Linked DNA regions of Mus musculus: all the other regions are linked to region 3. Evidence: chromatin contacts called from ENCODE Hi-C data. All regions are on one chromosome and are shown on one strand. The core of a region is the stretch at or near the end of the contact, and the rest is flanking DNA. Distances in the headings are between cores, read along the strand shown.

Evidence for each region. Hi-C counts contacts between places; a loop is a spot of excess contacts on that map.
Region 1: a map of T-helper 2 cell shows a loop between it and region 3 (5-fold over the local background). The contact joins the enhancer-like site here to the promoter of Gdap2 in region 3. A Hi-C loop is called at or near these places in 2 of 37 maps with a recorded cell type or tissue (T-helper 2 cell and v-Abl transformed pro-B cells).
Region 2: a loop to region 3 is called in a map of v-Abl transformed pro-B cells, with 6 times the contacts of the local background. The contact joins the promoter of Phgdh here to the promoter of Gdap2 in region 3. A Hi-C loop is called at or near these places in 2 of 37 maps with a recorded cell type or tissue (regulatory T cell and v-Abl transformed pro-B cells).

Annotation. Positions count from the first base shown.
Region 1 is chr3:101,299,040-101,301,799 of GRCm38, forward strand. No RefSeq gene overlaps it. Among named protein-coding and RNA genes, the nearest start is that of Gm32803, 3.8 kb to the left of the region's middle. Within about 2 kb of position 1,317, at least 1 of the 3 ENCODE cell types and tissues checked has a DNase peak (open chromatin) inside an H3K27ac peak, as active enhancers do.
Region 2 is chr3:98,338,580-98,341,417 of GRCm38, forward strand. It overlaps Phgdh (3-phosphoglycerate dehydrogenase), which reads right to left and starts at 1,390. Exons shown (of 12, transcript NM_016966.3): 1 at 1,116-1,390. The coding sequence starts at 1,253.
Region 3 is chr3:100,161,196-100,164,027 of GRCm38, forward strand. Gdap2 (ganglioside-induced differentiation-associated-protein 2) reads left to right here and starts at 1,268. Exons shown (of 14, transcript NM_010269.3): 1 at 1,268-1,470. Wdr3 (WD repeat domain 3) reads right to left here and starts at 1,212. Exons shown (of 27, transcript NM_175552.5): 1 at 1,149-1,212; 2 at 1-27.

The sequences.
Region 1 (2,760 bases), core at 67-2,566, 1.1 Mb after region 3:
CACACGTGTACACACAGGGTAGGTGGGGGTTGTTTTAAATGCACATGTGCAAGCCAGAGAACTCTTAGGAATCCATCCTCCGGAAAGCCATCTACCTACTTTAAAACAAAGTCTCTACGTTACCCGGAGCTCCTTAAGTAAGTTAGTCTGCTGGCCAGCCAGACTCAGGCCTCCCCTCCCCTCCCTGGAGCAGGACATTAAGTGCACATTAACAACCAGTGTTTCCACCCAGGTTCTGAGGACCAAACTCAGGTCTTTATACTTACAGGGCAAGAGTTTTACCAAACGAGCCGCCCTGCCCCTGTCATTCCACCATTTGAGTTGCGCTTTCCCATCTGTTTTCTCTCGTCTACCCATTACACACCCGTTATCAGATAATGCAGGTGGCTTCTGTTCTCAGCTCTTTCAAAATCCTCTTAAGAAGGGAAAGCCAGGGAACCCCTGAGTCTCTCTGCACCCCTGGGAGCCCCACCTTGCATCCACCCTGTCTCTAGGAGGGCTCTAAGTTCTCCTTTCTGTGAAATTCCCCCAAGTCTTACAGAAATCCTGTAACGACAAGTGAATAAATTAGCAAACAAATAAGACAGCCTGGATAAAAGTCGGAGGATTCCACCACTCAATATAAAATAAGACCACAGAAATGAAGGCATACTGAGACCAAGGCTGAGTGCTGAGGTTTGTTTTTCTCTCAAGAGAGACCAGGCTGTTACCAATGGTTAAGGCATCGGAGCCAAGGGGCAAGGGACCATGACCTCTAGCTGAGCCTCAGCTCAGTACAGCAGATTTATGACTGTGGGCACAGACACAACCTTTTTCCCCATTACAAAGATGCATTCTGTGGGGTGGCTAAAAGTCCACAAAACCGTTTCATCGTTTATGGTTACGAAGCAGCATAAGCTACTCCTTAATAGATTATCCTGATTTCCCAAACAAACACCAGAAAAATGGGACTTAGGTCTATTGTAGATCCTAGTTTGGAATCAGTAGGGAGCCCCAATAGTATTTGACATTGTGACCTCATGTAGAAGCCACTTGTGCATCTCTGAGCCTCATCAAAAAGAACTAGCAATACAGAAAGTCCCCGGATAAGGGGTCCAATCCTAAAACTACCACCACCGAGAGCTGTCATCTGTCCCTCTCCATGGTCATGGGGCAGTATCCTGTGCCAGCTCCTGCCAAGTGTGTATTAGTAAGTTCTGAACTGTGTTAGCAGCTTCGTGGTTTTCTGTAGCCTTTTGCAGCCTAGAAAACAGTTTCCAGCAAGAAGCCCCTGCTGTTCGATCCATTACGTGTGAAAACAGATAAGCCTGCGCATGTCCGCTGGGGGCTGGCAAGGGGAGGGAACTTAAACAAGAGCTAATTTGGCCTGTGGGGACTAGCTGAGGAAGGGCAAGCTGCTCTGGCTGGGAGCGAGGGGCTGGCAGAGGAGTCTGCCGCATACCGTGGCCACTTAAGGCTGGAGCACATGAAGGTCTGTTGTCCGCGGTTTGAAGAACGTTCTGCAAAGGGCTGGTTTACAGAAGGGGAAATTTTGATCTCACAGCACAGATCCGGTTTCCTGAGAACCATCTGCTTGTTTTTCTCCTTCCCAAAGAGCCCACAATCTCTTGTGGGAAAAATTCAGAATGTTATTGGCTTTCCGAGGAGAGGGGATTGGAAATGCCAGATAAATAGAGACTGCAAGCGACAGGGTTTCATTGTGTTCCCCTCGGGCTGTTGGGGAGAGCCACATGGTGAAGCCGTGAGACTGTGGATAGAAATGCAGAAACAGAACTGTGGGCTGGGGACAAAGCAACAGGGGCTCTGCTGTTTAGCCAGACCACACTCACGTTCCCTGTCACGTGAGGGGCAGGCAGCATGGACCGCGTGTGTCTTGCAAAACTACATGAGGATCCAAGGAGAACAGGGATATATAAGAATCTTGGGACTCAGCCGGGCAGGTGCACTCGCGTCTGCTATGGAGATGTCACTTAAACCCAGCCAAAGCTAAGCTGTTCATCTGCCCACGTTTAAAGCAAATCTTAACTGAATTCTGTACTGGAATGCTTTTGTCTGCCTGTGGCAGGAACCCAGTTTAAAATGCCTCACTCAAACTAAGGACAAGAGCCTTTAATTCACCCAACCAATCAATTGATGGTGCTTTACTGAGAGCCTGCCTGGTGCCAGGAGGTGTTCTAGAAGTTTCTATATTCATTAGCAAAGAAGACGAGCCCACACGTTCTAAGGGTGCTGATGAGTGGGTATAGCCACACAGATGTAAATATGAGTCTGTCAGGTAATGGTAAGGTGTTCTAGAGAGACGAAGCAAAGCCAAGGGTTGGAGTGGCAAGAGGGTTCCATGTTAGGCAGACATGGTCTCAATGGCTCACCTGAAGCCTATGTGGCAAATGGGAGCCAGCCATACTGCCACTTGTGGGAGACCATGGCTGAGAGACAGAATGGCATGTGCAAAGGTCCTGAGGCAGGAGCTAAGAGGCCAGTGGGGATGGAGCGAGCTGACAGGATGCAGAATTAGGAGAGTTGCTCAGAGGGGAGCAGCCAGGTGCTGAGGATTGGGGTACTGCTCTTGCAGTGTCTTTAGGGTTCTGAGGAGAGTAGCTGTCTCCTGTGACTTCAGGTTTTCAAGCCTGACTTGGCAGAGGCAGAGAGACCCCTATGCAGGTTACTATGGGGTTTGAGTGGGAGGATTAGGAGGGTGAGGTCAGATGTAGGGAGAGCTTGGGGTCAGAGGTGGTGCTGGCCTGATTAGCCTGTGGATGA
Region 2 (2,838 bases), core at 140-2,639, 1.8 Mb before region 3:
CTTAAAGACCAGGCCTAGAAAAAGTCTGCGAATAAGGGCTGCTGGGCACGTGGCTATTAGCTCGGTAGAGGAAAAGGGATTGGGGGCGGGGAAGGGTCTTGGGAGAAATAGACAAGCGAGCTCAGAGAGTTTCCAGGGTTGCAAGAACAACCCCGCTTGGTCTCTGCGGTTTGAGGCCTCAGCCTGAGCAGGAAGACTGGTACATTCCTCCTGGCTGCAGGCCCTAAGCGAGCACGTGGAACTTTGGGGGTGGGGCAGTACAGCTGGGACGAGACAGCATACCTGGATGGATTAGATCTACAGGAAGGGCAGGAACTGAAGTGCTCACAAAGCAGAAACCCCTTCCTTACGTCTGAACAAAGTCACCCGATTTACACAAGCTTTTCAAATAAGTGAAAGACTTTTAAGTTTTATAACGATTAGAGGTTTGCTCCGAAGACTTCGTAGAAGTAACCTGTCCCAACTGCGCTTGGAACAGGATTCTGATGTAGTGAAGTCGGGCCTGATCGGCAATGAAGCCAATGGTGGAGGTTGACTCCCGGCGGCGGCCGCGTGGGCGGCGCGGGGCTCCGGCTGCACCCCCGGGCCGCCCGGAATCCTGCGAGCGCTCCCCGGGGCGGGGGAAAGAGCGCCAAGGTCTTGCATCAGACAAAAGGCGGTGCGAGTCCGCTGCCACAAATGCCACGGGACCCGCAGGAGCAGAGCCAGCGCCCCGCGCCCCCTGCCCCCACCCCAGGAGTCTGCACTGAGCAGGGATGGTGTGCGTGTAGCACCCCGAGCCGGGAGCTCGCAGCCTGGGTCGCCAGGCACGAAAGCTCCAGAGAGGTTCTGGCATTCGAGAGAGGTTCTGGCATCCCGCAGGACCAGATGGAGCAGCTGCACTTTGCAGCGCCGGCAAGAAACACGCGGTAGCAAAAAGCACAAAAAGTTTGCATTCTGCACCTCCAGGCCATTCGTTCCTCTCTGCTTTTCCTCCCTCCCACTGCTGGTCCCGAATCTCCGGAGGCCCCGGGACCAACTGATAAGATAGGGGAGGACAGCCCTGGAACCACTGGGGTCAGCGGGTTTGGCCATAAAGATGCCCGGTGATTACGCTTGTGTCCGGCTCGCCTTACCTGGAGTTCAGCTATCAGCTCCTCCTTGCTCAAGTTCTGCTTCTCCACCACCTGCAGCCCTCCATCTTGCAGGATCTTCCGGCAGCAGGGGTCCAGGCTGTCACTGATGAGTACTTTGCGCAGATTTGCGAAGGCCATTGCTAGAGTCAGGCCTTAGAATCAGTTGCTGTGGGTGGGCAGAAGCACTTAGTTCAGGAAACTGCAAGCAGGGCTGGCTCCGGTGACTGGGCAGGGTTCTCGATCTCCCGCTCCCCCTTTATCCTCCCCCTCCTCGCGCCAACAGTCTCCTTTTGATTGGTCAGAAATGCTTAAACTCTGCTGACTCCGCCTCCCCGGGCAGAGCCTCCCACACATTTTTTTTTTTTTTTTTAAATCCTACACAGACTACACTTCCAGCAGTGAAGCCCTTACCTGCCCCGGGTGAGCTTTAACACGCACGATTTATGCCAGCAGGCTGATTTATATTGGAAATAAACAGAAATACGCTGTCTCCACGAGGGAATTAAATCTCATAGTAACTTCTTTCCTCTTAAAGACCATTTATTGGCTGGGTATTTATAACTCCTAGTTGAGCATAATTAGACTGAGTAAGGCCACGGGTTCGATTCTCAGCAACGCACACACACACACACACACACACACACACACACACACACACACACCGTTAGGAGATTAAGGAACAAGGTGTGTGTGTGTGTGTGTGTGTGTACATAAGAGTTGGTTCTTGCCTTCCACCAATCCCAGTGGGAGATGAGAGACAAGTCTGGGAAAGGCAAGGGCTTCTTATTCCTTACCCCCCAAAAGACTTTAAGATTAAATCTAGATACAGTAAGGGCCATGAATGAGGCTGGAGGACCACTTGAACCCAGGAGTTCCAGGTCAGCCCCAGATGGGAGTCAGGGAGGGGGAGAGAAGTACAAGGGTGGTAGTGGTTTTAGTCTTTAGAAGTTAGATGATTACTTTTTTTTTTTTTAGAAGGGATTAAATCTGTTAGGTAAATTCAGCCTTGATTATATTATATAAATAACACCCCTTACTATTATACCTCACAATCTTAACATCAAATGTAAGTAAGAGAGTCTCTTTCAGAACTATGTACTGACAAGTCCTCTGCCTGTGCTGTTACCTCCATCCACAAAACAGGAACCCTGGCCTTCTTGGAAGAACTGGGGAAGTAGTTCTGCCCTTTCCTCTAGACTTTCCTTCCTTTCCCTTCTCTGGCCCAGCCCCTTGGGAAAAGAGAGACTTCAGCAGCCACAGCAGGCCAGCTCGGATGCCCTTGGCTCTCCGGATAAGAGTAACAGTAACAGGGTTCATAGGGACCGGAGGAGAGCAGCCGACTTAATTTTCTATTTGGAGACCAGTGGTGAGCCCCAAACCTGCACAGTGAGAAGTAAAGCAGATAATTTTTCGGGTAGAATATCAATGATCCAGCGGGGGTTGATTTCCAGCTTCTTAAACAAACAAACAAAAAGAAGAAGAAGAAGAGGAAGAAGAAGAAGAAGAAGAAGAAACGGACTCTGAAAGTATCTCTCCAGGCTTTTGCTTTCTTCTCCGTAACGTGAGCCTGACAGTAGGGAAGTGTCCGATGTGGGGATGAGATAAGAAAGACATCTTGGGGATTAGTGTGCCCTGCACCCCTTCACTCTAAGCCAGTCAGCTGACATGTCAGGTGGCGGGTATCCTTTGAGACACTGTGGAGAACCCTGGAATTGAAACTTTA
Region 3 (2,832 bases), core at 18-2,517:
GCTGTCTGATGACACCGGGAAGGCAATCTGTGTAAATAAACAAAATTCAGTTTTTGCAATACAATGACTCTGCACAGCTAACAAACAGGAACCTTTTTTTTTTACATGATCAAAAGCATGTAACTTGGCACAGATGGTAAAGTACCTGCTGTAGTACCCGCACCCACACATAAGGCCAGGCACAGAAAAATGCAGGTCTATGACCCCAGCACAGGGAAGGCAGAGAGAGAGATTCCTGGGATTCGAAGAGACCCTGTGTGTAGATCAGAGGAAGCCCAGAGTGAATGGGTCCTGCTGACATGAATGTAGCCATGTCAAGGACTTCAATGCCCCAGACCAATAGGAGAGGCATCATGGTCCTTTGGTTCAAGTGGGATGTTTACAGTGTTCCAGAAAATGTTCACCATAGCCTTCTTCCCTCCCACCACACCACCATGTGTACTGACTGAAGACTGCTCCCCACAGACTGTCCCTATTGCAATTAGATATTATCTCTATACAATCACCCTGTCTCCTTGTTCAGTTGTAAGCAATAATCCCCTCTTCATTTTCAACTGTATATAATAAGCTCGCAGAGCTTATGGGGCTGCTGCAGTTCCTCTATCCAAAAGCTCAGACCAACCGATCTCAGCTTTTATGCATGTGTGTTCATGTGTCTGCCTTTTCTACCCAGTTTTCTCTTCCCTGCACTTTCATCTCCAGTTTGTCTTCAACGAGCTGCTGCACTGGTTTTCTATCTAGCACTTCCACGTCCACGATTTTCGCTTCAAGTCATAGTAACACGCTTGTTTATCGTTTTCACATGCACTGTACCTACCCGAGGGCTTTAAAGCTTATTTCTCAAATAACTTCGCTTGTTTTCCTTCCTGCGACCTGGTCACTCTCAAACTATCCCCCGCACCTAAGTTTCTATTGCACATCATCCCCGAAATAATCCAAGGAAATCGGGCAGTTCCAGCAGCCTCGCACTCCGGCCCGGGGGCAGCGCGCGGCCTCTGGGTTCTGCGATGCAGACGGCCGCGGCAAAGGGCTTCTCCCCGGCCTCCCTAGTGCCCTTAGCGCGGAGTCCCTCGCCGCGTCGGCTCACCGTGAACACCACTGTGCGGGGAACCGCGCCCCGCGATCCCTAAAGAGCCAGCAACACTCACCTCACTCTCCACGAGGCTCCAGCAGACAGCGCTGCCTACGAGACCCGCCACTTCCGGTCCGATTGGAAGTTTCTTCCGCCCGGCGTTTCCCTTACCTTCTAGGCGGAAGTGACGGCAGAGCGCTGTGATTGGGTGGCGTGGCGGAGAGGAAGCGGGTACCTTCGCTGTCAGATCGCTGTCGCCAGTCACCCTGGCCTCTGGAGACCGGTTCGCTTCAGCCTCCGCCTCTGGCAAGCAAAGTGTACGGATGTCATCCGCCTGAATTCTGCCACGGATCTGAGTGAGCTGCGGGCCGCCGCCCGGATGGGCCCGCCCGAGCGCTGTGAGAGAAGGGCGAAGCCGGGAAGGGAGGGCGACACAGTCGGGTGCGGCGGCTGGGAGGGATTGGGCTGGCGGGTCCTCCCGGGCTTTGGGCTTCGCACTCAGGGTAGGTTGGGTCGCCAAGCTCTGGGGACGCAGGTCCCCGGGATTTGCTGGGACGCGGTGCTGCGAGCAGCCCTGCGGGTGGCGGCTCTAGCAGAGTCCAGCCCGTCCTATAAATCGGGTTCCCTGTGGTCAGACGCTGAGCCCAGGATGCTGAGTTGTAAAAAGACCCCGCAGTCCCTGGAGTGACATTGACCTGGCTTTGTGTTTCCGCTTTCAGGTCACTTGAGAGGGAAGTGACCCTGGGCTTACTGGTCCTTAATTGTAGACTGAGACTGAGCCACTCTGTTAACGAGGAAATTAGCTTTTCTTCTCTTGCCCCCTTTTATCCTTGGGCTGGTCTAGAAGTTTTAGAAACGAGGTCTGATGTCTGTAGCTGTCTATATAACTGTACGTATAACTATACAAAAGAATTGATCCCTGCCATGGTTTACTGAACCTCTGTAGCCAACCTAGAAATTAGACATGTAGACAATTGTAGCTGACAGGTAGACTTGTCTTCCTTATTTTTTTTTTTTTTTTTTTTTTTTTTTTTGAGACAGGGTTTCTCTGTGTAGCTCTGGCTGTCCTGGAACTCACTTTGTAGACCAGGCTGGCCTCGAACTCAGAAATCCGCCTGCCTCTGCCTCCCAAGTGCTGGGATTAAAGGCGTGCGCCACCACGCCCGGCCTTTCCTTTTTAATTTTAGCTACTATTTACTGGGTAAGATTTTCTTAGTGATTTAAAACATGTCCAGCTCATCCTCTGTGTTTAAGAAAATTGTTTTGAAAGAAGAATCATTTGTAGTGGGTTGGATGAAAAGAAGGCAAGAAATCGTGATGATAAATTTATTCCAGGCTGGGGAGGAACATTTGGATAGATGTGTATGGACCCTACCTCCTGTAGATGCTGTGCATTTCCTTGTTAGAGATGGGAGATGTGTGCTTTGGTGGGGAAACAGTTTAGAAGATTTCAGGCCTGCCCAACCTTTAGACATTGCCAATTGATGTTGTCATCTTTGGTCGTGGGATCAAAGCCAGGTTTTGTCCACAACTTTAATACCAGCACTGGAAAGCCAGCCTGGTATGATATAGAGTGCTGCATCTAGCATCCCTATCACCACCCCTCCTTAGACAGAGTCTCACAAAGGCCCTGTTCTGGAGCTCTCTGAAGACCATGTTGTCCTTGAGCTCACAAAGATCCACCTGCCTCTGCCTACAGCATGCAGGAATTAAAGGCGTGTACTGGCCCGCCAGGCTAAACTAGCACACCTTAATCTTAC